Regions from separate parts of the Homo sapiens genome. Here region 2 is linked to region 1. A link is a contact called in ENCODE Hi-C data. All regions are on one chromosome and are shown on one strand. The core of a region is the stretch at or near the end of the contact, and the rest is flanking DNA. Distances in the headings are between cores, read along the strand shown.

Region 1 (5,941 bases), core at 406-2,905:
CATGACAAACCTGTATGACCTGTACACCAAACCCCTGTGACACACGATTTACCTATATAACTAATTTGCACATGTGCCTCTGAACCTACAATAAAGTTAAAGATACCTGTTTTATATACATTTTTGGATAGCTAATTAAAATACTCTTCTAATTTTGTGGTTTCTTCTCAATTTCACATCTGTATCGCCCCTTCAGAGACACCTCACATTCTTCTTGTTATCACAATTCTCTGCATTGTTTTTGCACATCCTCCACCATCTCTTTTACTGTGATTCTTTCTTTGTGTCTTAGTATCTTTCAGCCCTTCTCAGGCAGTTGGTGCAGCAAACGTCATGAATATCAGTGGCCCATATTCATTAATTTGGGACATCATTTCTTTTGTCTTTAAGATATTTCTATTGTGTTTTGTTGTTATTATGGTATCTTTATGTAATCACTATGCTACTGAAAGTAAGAGTTTAATTTGTTAAATGCTAGCTGGCTTTATTGTATATGAATGAATAGATTGAAAATATCATGTGTCTGGCTCCTTTCTTCCTTCACTTTTTCCTTCTTTCTCTTTCAATCCACAAACATTAAACCGTGCAGTTGTTAAAAAAACCAGATGCCAAAGCTAAACTGATAGTGTTTAAATCCAAACTGTGCTCCTAGTAACTGTGATCTTGGATAAATTCCTTAATTTCTCTGAGTCTCAATTTTCTCATGTATAAAATAAGAATAATTACAGCAGTTGTGGCAGCTAGAATAATGACTCCCTAAAGATGCTCATGTCCTAATCATCAGAACCTGTGTGCTACTTCACATGGCAGAAGGGATTTTGCAGATGTGACTAAGCATCATTAGAAAGGGAGGTAATCCTTAAAAGAGAAATAGAGAGGAAGGAGAGTCAGAGCAGAAGATGTAATGGAGGCAGATAACCAGAGTGATATAGCATGATAAATACGTGACCGGCTATGGATGACTTTGAAGATGGAGAAATTGAGCCTGAGCCAAAAATGTGGGTGGCTTCTGGAAGCTGGAAAAGGCAAGGAAATTGATGCTCCTTTCTTCCTTGCAGAAAAAACACAGCCATGCTGACACTTTGATTTTATCTCAGTGAGAGCCATTTTGGAATCCTGGCCTCTGGAAGTATAGGACAGTAAATCTGTGTTAAGCCACCAAGTGTGTAATAATTTGTCATAGCAGTAATAAATGACTGTTATAGTAGGACTTCTAGAAAATATGAGAGTTAATATTAGTAAAACAATTCAAAGAATATCTTGCTTATAATAAGCTATACAGATACGTTTTTGTAAAATACATAAGTAATATAACTAAAGAAATAAGTATTGAGAAGTATTGAGTGTCTTCTACAAGCACTTTACCCACAGGTAGACAGAAAATATGTATAAAGAATTGGCCCTCCACATATTGCGTGTGTGTGTGTGTGTGTGTGTGTGTGTGTGTGTGTAATAGCTCCTGAGGTACCGAGGGGTTTGGCACATCCGTGTACAAAATGACAGGCACATGCAGTAGGTACCATCTGTAGTTGCTTTAATGATGCTCTTCTAGTACTTTTAGATATAATTCTGTGAACATAATGCTCACCTCTGAATGGTTAAATACTGAGAAAGAAGAAAGCTTTCAGATCTTTCTATAAAACAGTACTTTCAGTTCAGAGAGCTGGTTTCAGTTCAAAAACCCCCAATTTAGTTTTAGAGAAAATCCCCAAAGTATCAGTGTACACAGAAGTGCTTGAATAGAAAAAAAGCCTTGACTTCTGAGAGGAAGTAAAAACTGCACTTGAATAATCACCAATCCTCTCAGAAAAGTCTGCAGAGAAAACCTGATGCAGCTGGCCCACTTAGGATCGACTTTTCAGGTGTTCTTCTTCAGTGAATAGGTTGCAGATGTCAGTATAATCACAGCAGATGGCTATCCCTCTTAGTTCTCAGAGAGCGGTGCTCTGAAACTCCCTCTCTGCCAGTTGGGCTGACTCAGTACTTTTGTGACTCCAATTACTATAGCCGTGCAATGCCAAACCACATGCCTGACTCTTGGGAGAGGAGCTGTTGTTCTCTTCCCTGACCTGCTTGAATGACAACCTAGAAACACAGACATGAAACATGCCTCAAGAGATACGAAAAAATTACTTCAAACACCCACAGCCCAGAAACAGATTAGGAAAAACTGCAGTTCTTGGGGGTTCCCTTTGGAGAGATGATCAAGGAGATTATCTCTATTCTCAGAATACATAGTATTTTTCAGGACATCAATAATTTAGGGAAACTGAAACCCTGCTAGATCATCATTATATATTTTTCAGAAAGATCTATCTATATGTTTTACTATAAGTACAGTTTGACTTCCAGAAAATAGAAAAAAAAATCTTCAGTTTTCCAGTACTAAAACTAAAGAAAAAAACTCAAAAAGTATTTTATTTGCATTTTAGAGAAAACCTGTGTGTATCACTAATTTATTAAGTATGTAATTTTTACTAAGCACTGTTCTACATGCATCATTTTAATCATCGTAACTTGCTCAAATATGTTGATTCAATGGTGTGTACCTCATAGATAGGAATTTCAAGATATATGTAAAAACTGTTTGAGGATAAACACAAGTCCAGATTTGTCTAACTCCAAAGCCTTTGCTAGTAGCAATTCAACAATTCTGTCTTTAAGAGCCTTTTCTGGGGACAGTATGATTATCCAAAAACACACAGGGCAAAATTTCAAATAGGAAGGAAAAATTCACACAAACACATACACCTATGTGTCTACTCCTAAGAGTCTGGTATTTCATATTTTCTCTGTGACCTTATCTGTTACATCTCTGGATATTGAACTTGACTGTGCACAGCTGCTTTACTAAATATTAAAAACCCAGAGGAAGCACAGAGAAGCTTGCACCACAGAGGGCCCAACAGTGCCTTTATCAGAAGGCCATAGTACTAAATCAATGTAACCAAAATGTACTTTCATCTCAAAGTGCTCAAATCAGAGAAGTTACTTGAAAAATGCAACACATTTATCTTCCAGACAACAGATTCCTGGTGGGTTACTCCTCCATTCTCCCTAATCTGTGTGATTTCAGTCCACCAGGGGGTGCCAGAGCAACAAGGAGAGCAGTGCAATTCCAAGGAAGGGGACATAGATTTTCTTCTAAATATGACTGATCCATGAAGAAAAGTGTCTCCTATTGGCAAATTCCTGATAAACTGATACTTTACAAAAGTCCATGGTTTTTATTTTAGTTAAGGGAAAATAAATCTATTTTATATATTCATGTGCTATTTATGTATATAGATAGTTCTACAACTTTGTTTATCTGTTAGAATATTTTTTCCTGCCAAATTTGTCAGACTTATTATCAAGAGGTAATTCATTTCGCTTTCTGCCTTTTTTTTTGCCGTTTAATATGGCTCCTAACAGAAAAGCAGAAAAGGTCTGCTAAAATGATGGGAGGCATATAGTAAAATTGGCTACATAACAATAGAGGTAGTGGTGTTTGGGGGAAAAAAAAGCGTTTTTAGAAAATATGTAAACTTCTTAGAACTCCACAAAGTAGATACTACTTATAATAGTATTGCTAAGAAATTTTATAAAGTGAAAGTTCTCATTTCATGTATCTCATTGCACCACTGATTTTTTAAATATGGTTTCTGTTTTTATCCTTTTTTGTGTATATTTGTGGAAGTGTACGTGTGTCACATGTCTGTCATATAATATATGTAGCATATATATTTTATAACAATAGATTTATACTATGCGTGTATGTATAATTTGCACAGTTTCTTTTTATTCACTTCATATATCATGAACATCTTTCTACATTAGGACATAAATAACAAGTTCGTTTTTTCCATAGCTTTATGAAGGGATAATTGACAAATAAAAATTTGTCAGACTGTACTACCCCACTTTAGGTTAATTGCAACTACTTCATGTTAATTCTTTTATTTTACCTGACTTTAGAGCAGTGGTCCCCAAACTTTAATCTGCATATGGATCACCTGGGTATCTTATAAAAATAATAAACTAGAGCTGTCTAATTTTACAGGTAAAGCTATGCCAAGAATTCACTGTTTTTATTATAATGCATTTGATTTTAGCACACTGGTGACAAATGGCTCAAAGAAGAAAAAAAATATATTGTAAAGAAACACACACAGCAAGCCTCAGGAAATGTATGATCCAGGGCAACTGTGAGGGGTTCAGCCTAAGAAATTCTTAGACCTTCACTGTGGTATTTTGTCACTAATCAGAACTTATTTACAATTTACTAAATCAGTATGCTTGTGCTATCCAGTTCAACATCCCAAATGAAGTAACTATATTGTTTGTTGACTGGCAATTAAATAATTTTCCATGGGCCAGATGGTCACATTTGAGACAATAAGCTATGATTATGGAAAGGGGGTTCACGAGGTATGACATTAATCTCAGATCCATTCTTTTAATCAAGCACACATAGGTTTCAATTCTTAAAGGATAAATTATGGGCAGAAGGAGCAAAACAAAATGCATTTCATATAAATTTTCTTCTTGTTGTTTTGTTTGGTTTTGTTTTGTTTTCTAGTAGCAACTTTGTTTAGCATTCCGTAGGTTGCTACAGTAAAAATGAGCATGGTGCAGATTGCTATGGCAGGAAACTACTATAAAGCAGACTAACCTGGCAGTGTGGTTTTGGGCACATGATCTCAGCTAAAACTATGGCACTGAGAGTCAATATGGAGCTGAAGTTAATTGAGAAGACTAGAATCCTTTTGGAGAAAATAGAGTAATCCCAAAATTCCTACAAGGTTTCCAGGTAGCTTCATGGGAATCTCATGATAAGATAAAAGAGAATAAATTATAGCACATTAAAACTTCCCCCCAAATTTTAGAGTTAACTAATCCACTTCATTGAGCCCTAAACTTATTATGTACTATTAGTTTTGAATTTCAACTTTTATTTTAGATATAAGGGCCACAGGTGTAGGTTTGTTACATAGGTATACTGCACCCAGGTAGTAAGAATAGTACTCAATAGGTAGCTTTTCAGCCCATGCCCCACATCATCCCTCCTGCCACTGGTGGTCCATAGTGTCTGTTGTTTCCAGGTTTATGTTCATATGTGCTCAATCTTTAGCTCCCACTTATAAGTGAGAACATGCAATATTTAGTTTTATGTTCCTGTGTTCACTTAAAATTATGGCCTTCAGCTCCATCCATGTTGCTGCAAAGGATACGATTTCATTCTTTTTTATGACTGAATAGTATTCCATTGTGTATAAATATCACATTTTCTTTATCCAACAGACCATTACTAGGCATCTAGGTTGATTCCATGTCTTTGCTATTGTGAATAGCACAGTAAGAAGCATATGAGTTCATGTGCCTTTTGGGTATAATGATCTATGTTCCTTTGGGTCAAATTGGTGGCTCTGTTTTAATTTTTTTGAGAAACCTCCTAACTGCTTTCCACAGTGGCTAAACTAATTTATACTCCCACAAACCATGTGTAAGTTTTCCTTTTCCTCTGCAGCCTCACCAGCATTTGTTGTTTTTTAACTTTTTAATAATAGCCATTTTGACTGGTGTGAGATAGTATCTCATTGTGCTTTTGATTTGCATTTCTCTGCTGATTATTGATGATGAGCATTTTTTTCATGTTTGTTGACCACTTGTAGGTCTTCTTTTAAGAAGTGTCTGTTCATGTCCTTTGCCCATTTTTTAAGTGAGGTTATTTGTTTTTTGCTTGTTCACTTAAGTTGCTTACAGATTCTGCCTATTAGATCTTTGTCAGATGCATATGTGGTGAGTATTTTGTCCTATTCTGTAAGTTGTCTGTTCACTCTCAGTTTCTTTTGCTGTGCAGAAGCCCTTTAGTTAGGTTTCAATTGTCAATTTTTGATTTTGTTGCAATTGTTTCTGGGGACTTAGCCAAAAATTCTTTCCCAAGGTTAATGTCCAGAAT
Region 2 (5,970 bases), core at 3,309-5,808, 210 kb after region 1:
TATATCAAGACACTTTTTTAAACATTTTGTATGCACTGACTCATAGAAACCTCATTATACCTTAAACAACAGGGACAATTATTTTCCTTATCTATATGGAGAAATTTAGTCATGGAACAGCTTAGGTTATTGCTCAGAATCACACAACTGGTGGATCTGGAATGCAGCTCAGGCATTCTGGTTGCTGAGCAAGGGCCCTTAACTTCTGTGATAAATTTCCTCTCCTTACCAATGTATTGCAAAATATTGTTCTGTGTGAAGCTCCTCTGACTTATTCACAATGTGCAAACCAAGGAAAGGTTACATTTTGTATGAAAGAGTAGCTTTATTTCTCCTATTCTTGTTTTTTATTATCTACATAGTAATTGGATATTTTGATTCTAGCTGTTATTATGTGTATGGAGATGATGCCATTTTTGATAATAATAAGGCTGGGGAGGTAGATTTTAACTAGTTATCATAAGGCATATACAAAATCATTCTACCTTATGTATGCATGATTGAATGTAACAGTAAAGCAATCTTGCAAATTATAATACTTGAATTTACATAACTCCCCTCTTCCCTTTTCTTTATAGTTCTTCTCAGTGAATCACAAAAATGCGATGATTGAATTTTTCTTTAGTTAATATTTCTAGTTGAAAACACTATTTTACAGTATAAAAAATAAGTGAACTGGTGAACTGAGAAGGAAGTCACTTAAAGAAGTTTTACACATCATTATGAAGAACATTTCCAGTGATGCTGTTTCTGACTCTTGGTTTTCATAATCAAGGTAAACACGAAGCTATGAATTGATAATTCGTGGTCTCCCACAAGGTGAGAAAAGCATTCTGCTTAAATTTTCAGAACTAATTTGTATGGCGTTATTTCCAGTAAGCCTTAATTTATTAGCTAGATTCAAATTATCTTGTATTTTCTTAATGAAGAGAGGCATAGGTAATTTAAAGGATTCTTCAATAAGCCTTCAAGTTAGATGTAATTATCTCTTCTCCTTTTCGGAACTACATGAAATAAGATTCACTTTGAAGACCACAAAGAATGGATTTAACTGCAGTCAAATATGCCAGCCCATGGAATCTACTGATGAGATTGTGATATCTCTGAGAACAGACAGTACTTTTCAGTTTAGCAACTACAAAAAGATAGAGATATCATAAGACTACTTTCCAGGTTCAAAATCAAGATTTTAATTTATTTTTTTGTTTTGTTTTGTTTTTGTTCAATTTTTTTTATTATACTTCAAGTTTTAGGGTACATGTGCACATTGTGCAGGTTAGTTACATATGTATACATGTGCCATGCTGGTGTGCTGCACCCATTAACTCGTCATTTAGCATTAGGTATATCTCCTAATGCTATCCCTCCCCTCTTCCCCCACCCCACAACAGTCCCCAGAGTGTGATGTTCCCCTTCCTGTGTCCATGTGTTCTCATTGTTGAATTCCCACCTATGAGTGAGAGCATGCGGTGTTTGGTTTTTTGTCCTTGTGATAGTTTACTGAGAATGATGATTTCCAATTTCATCCATGTCCCTACAAAGGACATGAACTCATCATTTTTTATGGCTGCATAGTATTCCATGGTGTATATGTGCCACATTTTCTTAATCCAGTCTATCATTGTTGGACATTTGGGTTGGTTCCAAGTCTTTGCTATTGTGAATAATGCCGCAATAAACATACGGGTGCATGTGTCTTTATAGCAGCATGATTTATAGTCCTTTGGGTATAAACCCAGTAATGGGATGGCTGGGTCAAATGGTATTTCCAGTTCTAGATCCCCGAGGAATCTCCACACTGACTTCCACAATGGTTGAACGAGTTTGCAGTCCCACCAACAGTGTAAAAGTGTTCCTATTTCTCCACATCCTCTCCAGCACCTGTTGTTTCCTGACTTTTTAATGATTGCCATTCTAACTGGTGTGATATGGTATCTCATTGTGGTTTTGATTTGCATTTCTCTGATGGCCAGTGATGGTGAGCATTTTTTCATGTGTTTTTTGGCTGCATAAATGTCTTCTTTTAAGAAGTGTCTGTTCATGTCCTTCACCCACTTTTTGATGGGGTTGTTTGTTTTATTCTTGTAAATTTGTTTGAGTTCATTGTAGATTCTGGATATTAGCCCTTTGTCAGATGAGTAGGTTGTGAAAATTTTCTCCCATTTTGTAGTTTGCCTGTTCACTCTGATGGTAGTTTCTTTTCCTGTGCAGAAGCACAGCCAATATCATACTGAATGGGCAAAAACTGGAAGCATTCCCTTTGAAAACTGGCACAAGACAGGGATGCCCTCTCTCACCACTCCTATTCAACACAGTGTTGGAAGCTCTGGCCAGGGCAATTAGGCAGGAGAAGGAAATAAAGGGTATTCAATTAGGAAAAGAGGACGTCAAGTTGTCCCTGTTTGCAGACGACATGATTGTATATCTAGAAAACCCCATTGTCTCAGCCCAAAATCTCCTTAAGCTGATAAGCAACTTCAGCAAAGTCTCAGGATACAAAATCAATGTGCAAAAATCACAAGCATTCTTATACAACAACAACAGACAAACAGCCAAATCATGAGTGAACTCCCATTCACAATTGCTTCAAAGAGAATAAAATACCTAGGAATCCAACTTACAAGGGATGTGAAGGACCTCTTCAAGGAGAACTACAAACCACTGCTCAAGGAAATAAAAGAGGTCACAAACAAATGGAAGTGCATTCCATGCTCATGGGTACGAAGAATCAATATCGTGAAAATGGCCATACTGCCCAAGGTGATTTACAGATTCAATGCCAATCCCCATCAAGCTACCAATGCCTTTCTTCACAGAATTGGAAAAAACTACTTTAAAGTTCATATGGAACCAAAAAAGAGTCCACATCGCCAAGTCAATCCTAAGCCAAAAGAACAAAGCTGGAGGCATCACACTACCTGACTTCAAACTATACTACAAGGCTACAGTAACCAAAACACCATGGTACTGGTACCAAAACAGAGATGTAGATCAATGGAACAGAACAGAGCCCTCAGAAATAATGCTGCATATCTACAACTATCTGATCTTTGACAAACCTGACAAAAACAAGCAATGGGGAAAGGATTCCCTATTTAATAAATGGTGCTGGGAAAACTGGCTAGCCATATGTAGAAAGCCGAAACTGGATTCCTTCCTTACACCTTATAGAAAAATCAATTCAAGATGGATTAAAGACTTAAACGTTAGACTTAAAACCATAAACACCCTAGAAGAAAACCTAGGCATTACCATTCAGGACATAGGCATGGGCAAGGACTTCATGTCTAAAACACCAAAAGCAATGGCAACAAAAGACAAAATTGACAAATGGGATCTAATTAAACTAAAGATTTTAATTTAAATGGATCTAAAAATTCTTAGCTATAATGTAAATATGCTTACATTTCAAAATGCTTAATGACATGTAAAATGCTTGTACATGTAAAAATGCTTTACATGTAGCAGCAGGCTTACATAATGTGCATTAAATAATTTTAATAAATTATCTTAATATATCTGAGTTTAAAATGTTTATAGCAGATTTTAAACTCAATTATTTGTTTCCAAAGTTCCAGGACTTTGGTCTGGGTCCTGCTGCATGTAAAAATGCTTAACTATGTGAAAGATAAATAAAAAATTCAGAGATACTTGACTATTTTTAGTACTAAATTCAATATTATGCTGATGGAGCTTTTTATTACATGAACTTTAATTAAACTGATTTTATTAAAACTTATAACCTGTTTCTTATTTAGTCGAATTATGTTACCTATGGGTTACTTTAACAAGCTTATTTTCATAGGCAAATTAAACTACCAAACTTTGATTTGCTTAACCATTTAATATAATATCCAAAAACTTTAAAATGTCTCAAATGGATTTTATAATTAAACATAATTAAAGTTATCATTTACAGTGTCACAAAACTTGCATAATAATGTAAAGTAAATGGACTCTATAAAAATGTGCATCAAGTTATTTAAGTTTATTTACTTTAAAATAATTTTTCAGTGATTTAGTATTTACTAGATTTGTAAATAAGTCATTGGAGTTTTTAAAAAGCTAACTAAATGAAAAATATATATTTTACATTGTTTTACTCTATATTTGTGTATGTGTATGTGCATCTGTGAATTATGTATGAAATAAAATTAATGTAGTTATCTTCTAGGTTTTAGTGTTAGAAGAGAAATTACAAGTGCACATTTGGGTACATAGGACATGGCCTCTGTGGAGTAGTGTTGCAGCCTCCTTACTCCTTAGTTTAGTGAGGTCTGAGTTCTTGTTCCAAAGCCAAGAAGAATAAGGCACACAGACATTGGAGAGTAAAGCAGAGTAGGACTTATTAAGCAACAGAAAAGCTCTCAGCAGTGAGAGGGGACCCAAAGAGGGGTTGCCAAAAAGGGGGCTGAGTTTTGGGTCTTTTATGTGGCAGAAATAAGGAAGTCTTCTATGGGTTCTGCCTTAATGGGAGGGCTAAAATTCCCCCTGGGGTGTTACATTTGTGCATGCCTGGGGTTGACTATAGTAACTCTATCTTGGTTGTTACCCATGAGTGCTTAAGTGAAATACATGGTGGGGGGTGGGGGCTAAAACCACGATGCTAATGGCATTATAATGAGTTCAGGGTTATTTTAGGATGCCCTCAGTTCTTGTCTGTGCCTGTGTGGGTGGCTGGAAAGTCCCTTCTGAGCAAGCATCTTGGTATAAGATTAAGTTCTTAACTACATTTCCTCCTGCTAGCTACATAACAGAGGTGGTGCAGGTATGTTCCCACAGGTATAGTTCCTCTTCCAAGACACTCCCTCACTAGTTGCCTGACCAGTTCCTACCTGCCTCCTCTCTCAGTAGGTTTTATTTTTTTTCTAGAGAAGTTATGAAGATAAAACTGGCCTAGTTGTTCCATAGAACTTATGTTTATGGTTTCTTTTGAATAAACATAGAGATTGACCTTCCCAGTCTTGATTCCTGAGAAAGCCACATTTGTATTACCTGAGCTTCTTTCTCAGGAAACGAACCATCAGGCCTCCTGGATAATATCACGGGGATATTACCACATCTGGACAATGAGACACCAGTCAACTCACCTATAATGATTGCCTAATTGACTGCCTGCTCCCTGTTGACCAACTCCTCTTCCTTACCTCTCCCTGATTCCTGATTTCCCACACATGATAATGTGTCTTACTTGCTATATAAAATCAATCATTTTAATGTGTCAGGGAGAAGAATTTGGGAATGATTTCCCACCTCCTTGGCTGCAGCACCAGATTAAAGCATTTTTCCCTGGCGATACTCCTTGTCTCAGTGATTGGCTTTCTGTGCAATAGGCAAGACCGAGAATGAATCCCTGATGTTTCAGTAGCAAAGATATGAGTTATAAATCTAATTTTTTAAAATACTCAGATATATCAAGATAATTTATAAAAGATATTTAATATATATTATGCAAACCTGCTGCTATTATCAATTACATTTTTGTTATGTAAATTAAGAAATTGATGATTCTGAAATTTATGACATAGAAATAGCTAATGGAATATATCCTTTGTCTTAAAAATATGATTCTAACAAATAAATGCAAATTTATCTAATAGAAGAAACAAAACCAATGAATGATATAGTGGTGTATCGTAACTCACATGGAAAATTAGTATCAGAAAATGGTCTCTTGATTCTAAGAATAATACTCTTACATAAAAAAAAAATCTAGAATTCACCAGGTTTTAAGGCTGGTTTGTAAGCATTTGCTGGTCTAATTAGCAGAATATTGGATGAACTTGATATTCAAATATTTGATTAATTACTTGAGGAAATGAGTAACTCAAGTCACACACATATACTAGATAGTGGAAAATCCCATTTAAATACTTGCACAATTATACATGTATGTATGCCTCACTCTTCATTCAAAAGGTAAGTAGTTTTATACATTGGGGTATTTTGCCTGTCTGTGGTCAGAGGATC

What was found. Hi-C counts contacts between places; a loop is a spot of excess contacts on that map. Pooled maps may share reads with other maps.
Region 2: a loop to region 1 is called in a map of GM12878, with 3 times the contacts of the local background. The contact joins two enhancer-like sites. A Hi-C loop is called at or near these places in 1 of 168 maps with a recorded cell type or tissue (GM12878), 15 of 37 single-sample maps with no recorded cell type and 6 of 50 pooled maps.

Annotation. Positions count from the first base shown.
Region 1 is chr14:42,221,401-42,227,341 of GRCh38, forward strand. No RefSeq gene overlaps it. Among named protein-coding and RNA genes, the nearest start is that of LRFN5, 620 kb to the left of the region's middle. Within about 2 kb of position 1,656, at least 4 of the 41 ENCODE cell types and tissues checked have a DNase peak (open chromatin) inside an H3K27ac peak, as active enhancers do.
Region 2 is chr14:42,424,538-42,430,507 of GRCh38, forward strand. No RefSeq gene overlaps it. Among named protein-coding and RNA genes, the nearest start is that of LRFN5, 820 kb to the left of the region's middle. Within about 2 kb of position 4,559, at least 2 of the 41 ENCODE cell types and tissues checked have a DNase peak (open chromatin) inside an H3K27ac peak, as active enhancers do.